2 separate regions of the Mus musculus genome follow, and region 2 is linked to region 1. Evidence: chromatin loops called from intact Hi-C (ENCODE). Cell type or tissue: left cerebral cortex. All regions are shown on one strand. Links, peaks and the distances in the headings refer to the core of each region. The heading gives the core; the rest is flanking DNA. Region 1 has its middle 65 kb from the start of Trmt9b. Region 2 overlaps Gm35520 (a long non-coding RNA gene).

The links. A loop is a pair of places that touch in the nucleus more often than their neighbours do. Peaks named below come from ENCODE experiments on the same cell type or tissue, not always from the same donor. Only the 100,000 strongest peaks of a DNase experiment are listed, where the experiment ranks them.
Region 2: a loop joins it to region 1, with 11 times the contacts of the local background. A loop is called at or near these places in 28 of 42 quality-filtered maps.

Annotation. Positions count from the first base shown.
Region 1 is chr8:36,521,631-36,524,544 of GRCm38, reverse strand. No RefSeq gene overlaps it. Among named protein-coding and RNA genes, the nearest start is that of Trmt9b, 65 kb to the right of the region's middle. In left cerebral cortex, for the core only: a CTCF peak has its summit at 1,421 (motif pointing right); a DNase peak (open chromatin) is centred at 1,470; H3K4me3 peaks cover 426 bases; H3K27ac peaks cover 192 bases.
Region 2 is chr8:36,200,911-36,203,824 of GRCm38, reverse strand. It overlaps Gm35520 (a long non-coding RNA gene), which reads right to left. Exons shown (of 4, transcript XR_870363.2): 4 at 978-1,725. Among named protein-coding and RNA genes, the nearest start is that of Gm39165, 6.3 kb to the left of the region's middle. In left cerebral cortex, for the core only: a CTCF peak has its summit at 1,646 (motif pointing left); DNase peaks (open chromatin) are centred at 1,213 and 1,628.

The DNA of each region.
Region 1 (2,914 bases), core at 184-2,683:
TGGCCTCTGTGTCAGCTCCTGCCTCTAGGTTCCTGACCCCTTTGAATTCTCTTTTCTTTTCTTTTCTTTTCTTTTCTTTTCTTTTCTTTTCTTTTCTTTTCTTTTCTTTTCTTTTCTTTTCTTTTCTTTTCTTTTCTTTTCTTTCTTTCTTCCTTCCTTCCTTTCTTTCTTTCTTTCTTTCTTTCTTTCTTTCTTTCTTTCTTTCTTTCTTTCTTTCTTTCTTTCTTTCTTTCTTTCTGAGACAGGGTTTCTCTGTATAGCCCTGGCTGTCCTGGAACTCACTCTGTAGACCAGGCTGGCCTTGAACTCAGAAATCCACCTGCCTCTGCCTCCCGAGAGCTGGGATTAAAGGCATGTGCCACCACGCCTGGCCCCTTTGAGTTCTTGTCCTGGCTTTCTTCAATGATGGACTATAATGTAGATGTGTAAGCCAAATTAGCCCTTTCCTCCCCAACTTGGTTTTTGCTCATTGTGTTTCATCACAGCAATAGAAACCCTAGGGCATTGTGCTTCTAGGGTCCCGGATGAGGTTCATGCTGTCTGTAAAACACACTGTGGGTAGCTGGACCCTAGATCCCTTGGCAGGTCGTTGTGCAAAACCTTCCAGGCATGATATGTTCAGGAGACACTTGGGTGTTTGCGTGGACACAGTACTGGTTGTCTCTTGAGAAGACGTGCGGCGAGGCACAGGCAGGGAGAGTAGTCTCTCTGTGGAGAGCTATGGAGGCTTGCCTCTGCACACAGAGGAGTCCCTTCACAGGACTACATGTTTAAAAGGATTCAGATGTGGAAGGTCTGAACTGCAGAGTCCCAGGTGCATCCTGTTCACTGGCGTGTATTAAGGTTCTCAGTCTTTTTGTGGTGCTTGCTGCTGCTATTTATGATTCTTTTTCCCTTTTATTTTTTATTTTGTTGATACATAATCATGCACATCTATGGGGTACGTGTTATATGTGCATTTTGCAAAGGTCAAAGTAAGGTCATGGACATATCTATCAGCGTAACTAGTTAACTAGCGTGGTTGCTTGTCCTGACTTTGCGTCGCATCTCTTTGTAACTAGCACTGAGGTCTGTTTCCATACTGAAAGGAGAGCCAAGGAAAGGCTTCTAATGCAGGTGACTTTCTCAGTGACTCACAGCCAGCCGAGCAGAAGTGTCACAGGCGTCCAGAAGTACATGGGTTCAACTAAGTGGCATTCTATTCCCAAATCGCTTGACTTCTCAGTGATCCACATTGAAGATACATCAGCCTGTCTTTATAGACCTTTTGGGGGGGGGTCCGCTTGAATTCCTACCTGGGCACCCACTTATTAGTTACCTTTTATTTGAAAGACCTAGTGAAGGTGGATTCATTCACCTTTAGTTAACAACATTTTGATCAGTCCAGGGCTTCAAAGGAAGCTTTCAGTTGTCCAGAAGAGGGCAGTCTCTCTCCACATTTCAGAGTTCCCACGCGTACCTCCCGCCGATCTTGTCTAGGATAAAACCGGTTCCGCCAGTTTTCCTCTTCTCCAACCGCTCTCTTAATTAGGCTCCGCGTTCTTTTAGTCTCACATAGTCTTATTTCTACTTCTAAATATACTAAATATACCGAGCTCCCACCGCTGTGTCTCCCCCTTGGCTTCCTTCCCTTCCAAATGCCAGCTGCTCTCTTATCCAGAGAGTGTTTATAAGCACCTGTCCAGAATATCCCAATGCCTCTCTAACAGTGAAGAAAATAAACGCGTACAACAAGCAGGGAAGGCCTGAATCTATCACCCTGGTGGTCATAATCATGAGAATCAAGCTGCAATCTGTTTCTCGGGTGTCTTTGCCTTTTTCTGTCCCCTGCAAAACCACCTTCTTGTGGGTTTTGTAATAACGGTTCAGGACAAAGCCTTCACTGTCCATAGAAGTGGTGTAGCCTTTGAGAGTCTCAGCGTTTGTCTATACAGATCTATCAGTGACAGCTACCCTCAGAAATACATGGTACTATAAAGATTTCTGATCTCTAGAGCCGGCATAATGAAAGATACCATTGTTGCCATCAACAAATGACTCAGAGTCTCCCAGAATCCTTTAAGAACTGTTCCAACTCCTTGCCTTCCGTCTACTGACGTTGTCCTTAAGGGACTAACTAGTCTTTCTTCTTCTTCTTCTTCTTCTTCTTCTTCTTCTTCTTCTTCTTCTTCTTCTTCTTCTTCTTCTTCTTCTTCTTCTTCTTCTTCTTCTTCTTCTTTTCTTCTTCTTCTTCTTCTTCTTCTTCTTCTTCTTCTTCTTCTTCTTCTTCTTCTTTTCTTCTTCTTCTTCTTCTTCTTCTTCTTCTTCTTCTCCTTCTCCTTCTCCTTCTCCTTCTCCTTCTCCTTCTCCTCCTCCTCCTCCTCCTCCTCCTCCTCCTCCTCCTCCTCCTCCTTCTCCTTCTTTTCTTCTTCTTCTTCTTTTTCAAATTTAAATTGTTAACCTTACGATATGAGTGTTTTGTCTACATGCACATATGTGCACCCCATAGGTGCCAGGTACCTGAAGAGGGTGTGGGATACTCTAGAACCAGAGTTACACACGATTATGAGCCACCATGTGGATGCTGATAATCAAACTAAGGTTCTCTGGAAGAGTAATTGGTGCTCTTAACCTTTGTACCAACTCTCCAGCCCCATATCTTGCTGGCTTTTAATTGGTCAAGACTGAGAACTAAATTTGACTCTCGTTAAGTCCTCAAAGGTTTCTAAAAAGCCCCTTGCCTATATAGAATGTTCATAAGTTGTTCAACAAACATGTAAAGAAGGGGAGTTTTTATTTTTATTTTTTATTTGGGCAGTTCTGCAACTTATTCCACATCCATCCATCCGGTTAGTTCTCATCCACATTGACCGTCTGGAGATTTTTGAATATGGTAACAGGCACATAAATTGAGCTTCTCTTGGTGATTATGTTT
Region 2 (2,914 bases), core at 289-2,788, 320 kb after region 1:
TGTTCCACACTGACACAGCTATTCGGCTGCTAACACCATCTCTTAGACACTTAGTTCTGTAGGAAAATAGATGTATTACAGAAATGGTATCAAAATTCCATGAGCTGACATACTAGCTAGAAAGCAGTGGGAACTTTGAAAGTTTATAAGTAGGACTGACAAGAAGAAGGAAGACCAAAGTGTGGATGCTTCAGTCCTTCTTAGAAGGGGGAGCAAAACACCCATGGGAAGAGATATAGAGACAAAGTGTGGAGTAGGGACTGAAGGAAAGGCCATCCGGAGACTGCCTCACCTGGGGATCCATCCACTATACAGTCACCAAACCCAGACACTAGTGTGGATGCTAAAAGGTGCTTGCTGACAGGAGCCTGATATAGCTGTCTTCTGAGAGGCTCTGCCAGTGCCTGACAAATACAGAGGTAGATGCTCACAGCTATCCATTGGATTGAGTACAGGGTCCCCAATGGAGGAGCTAGAGAAAGTACCCAAGGAGCTGAAGGTGTTTGCAGCCCCATAAGAGGAACAACAATATGAACAACAATACCCCCCCCAGAGCTCCCAGGGACTAAACAACCAACCAAAGAGTACACATGGAGGGACCCATGGCTCCAGCTGCTTATGTAGCAGAGGATGGCCTTGTTGGTCATCAATGGGAGGAGATGTCCTTGATCCTGTGAAGGCTTGATTCTCCAGTGTAGGGGAACGCTAGGACCAGGAAGTGGGAGTGGGTGGAAGGGTGGGTTTTCGGAGGGAAACAAGGAAAGGGGATAATATTTGAAATGTAAATAAAGAAAGTATCTAATAAAAAGAGAAAGAAAGAAAGGTGGGGCTGAACCAAGACTTCATAAGTGATGTCATGGAATCATAAGTTCCGGAGGTCTCTGTGTCTAAAACGACAGCACTCAGAAGAATTGTTTCCAGTTCATTTGCTTAGAATTCCCTCTTTTTTCTTAACAGCTGAGAAATATGCCATTATGTAAATAGACCACATTTTATTATGGACATCTTGGCTGCTTCCATTTACTGGCCATTATACATAGAGCAACCATGAATATGAATGAGCAGGTAGCAGACTCGCTGTAGTAGAACATACAGTCCTTGGGTATACACCCAAGAGTGGTATAGCTGGATAATATAGTAGATCTATTTTGAGATCTTTGAGGAACATGCACACTGTTGTTCCATGAGCTGTAGGGACATCTTGCTGTGCTGGTCACTGTTGCGGTTCGTGGGTGTCAGTAACAGCTGTGTAGGATTATTGGCTGTCTGCTTGCCTTAGCAGTTTGCAATATACCTTCCAGGACTCTGAAAGCCAGCCTTCAGATTAGATCCAGCTCAAAGCCTCCAAGTTCTGTGTCTGAGCTGGGCATCATCCACAGTGTCCTTACTGAAACCACATGTCCATGATATTAAATATAAATTTAGAGTTCAAATGTGGGATGTTTAGACAGACATCAGGCATTGTGTTTTCCTGTGAAGAAAGAGGAACTTGTGGAGATATTTTTTCTGGTGTCATAAAATTGTTTCAAGAAATAACTATTCTTAATTTCTCTACTGGGTTCAGTTGGAGATTCATTAAATTCCCAGATTTCTAAAAATTTCTCGTATTTAATGCTGCCCAGAATTTTCCTTGTAGGGACACAAGCACCATCTACTGGCCGTGATGATCAACTGCAGATTAAAATACTGAAGAAAATTTTCAGTCAAGCTTGCATTCCTGTATAGCTATAGAAAAAAAAGAAAAAAAAAGTGAAAGAAATAGGGAGATGCAGGGTATGGTGGCTTATACATTTAATGTCATCACCTGGGAGAAAGAGGTAGGAAGATCTCTGGGAGTTCAAGGGCTACTTTGGCTCCATAGTGAATGTTAAGCTACGTAGTACCGGCTTCATGGAGATACTGTCTAAACAGATAAACAAATCTACAATATTTGCTTTTCCATATTTACACTTGAGTTTCCTTTCTTGCCTTAAATGAAAAAAAAAGAAGGAAAAGAAGGAATTTAAATGCAATGACAAACAAACAAAACAACAACAACAACAACAACAACAAAACTAGGATCTCGAGCCTCAAGTGGCCATTTCTTGTAGCCAGGTAAGACGACCACTGGAAGAATAAGGACAGCAACCCACCCACAAAGCCTTTAACTCAAAATGTGTCCTGTTTACGTGACATGCAGGGACAAAGATGGAGCAGAGACTGAGGGAATGGCCAACAAATAACTGGCCCAACTTGAGACCCATCCCATGGACCAAAACCAGTCCCTGACATGATAAATGATACTGTTATGCTTGCAGATGGGAGGCTAGAATAGCTGTCCTCTGAGAGGCTCCACCCAGAAGCTAATGCAAACAGAAACAGAGACCCATAGCCAAACATTAGGGAGCTGGGGGAGTCTTGTGGAGGAGTTGAGGAAAGGATTGGGGGACTTTACAGGAAGACCAACAGAGTCAACTATGCTGGACCCTTGGGGGCTCCCAGAAACTGAACCACCAACCAAAGAGCAAGCATGGGCTGGACCTGGGCCCCCTCACACATATGTAGCAGATGTGCAGCTCAGTCTTCATGCAGGTCCCCCAACAACTGGAGCCGGGGCTTATCCTGACTTCTGCATGCCTGCGGATCCCATTTCCCTAACTGAGCCACTTTGTCTGGCCTCAGTGGGAGGGGATGTACCTAATTCTGCAGTGATTTGATGAGGCAGGATCGGTTAGTTACAGAGGAGGAGGGCCTCTTCTCCTTCACTGAGAAGGGGCTGTGGGGGGCAGGAGAGGGGGCTGCGATCTGGATGTAAAGTGAATAATTAATGAAAAGAATAATCTCACTTCTCTGTTAAATTAAAAAGCAAACAAACAAACAAAAACTAGCCCTGTGGATGCGAGGGAGGACCAGGTGACTCTCCTACTGAGCTGCT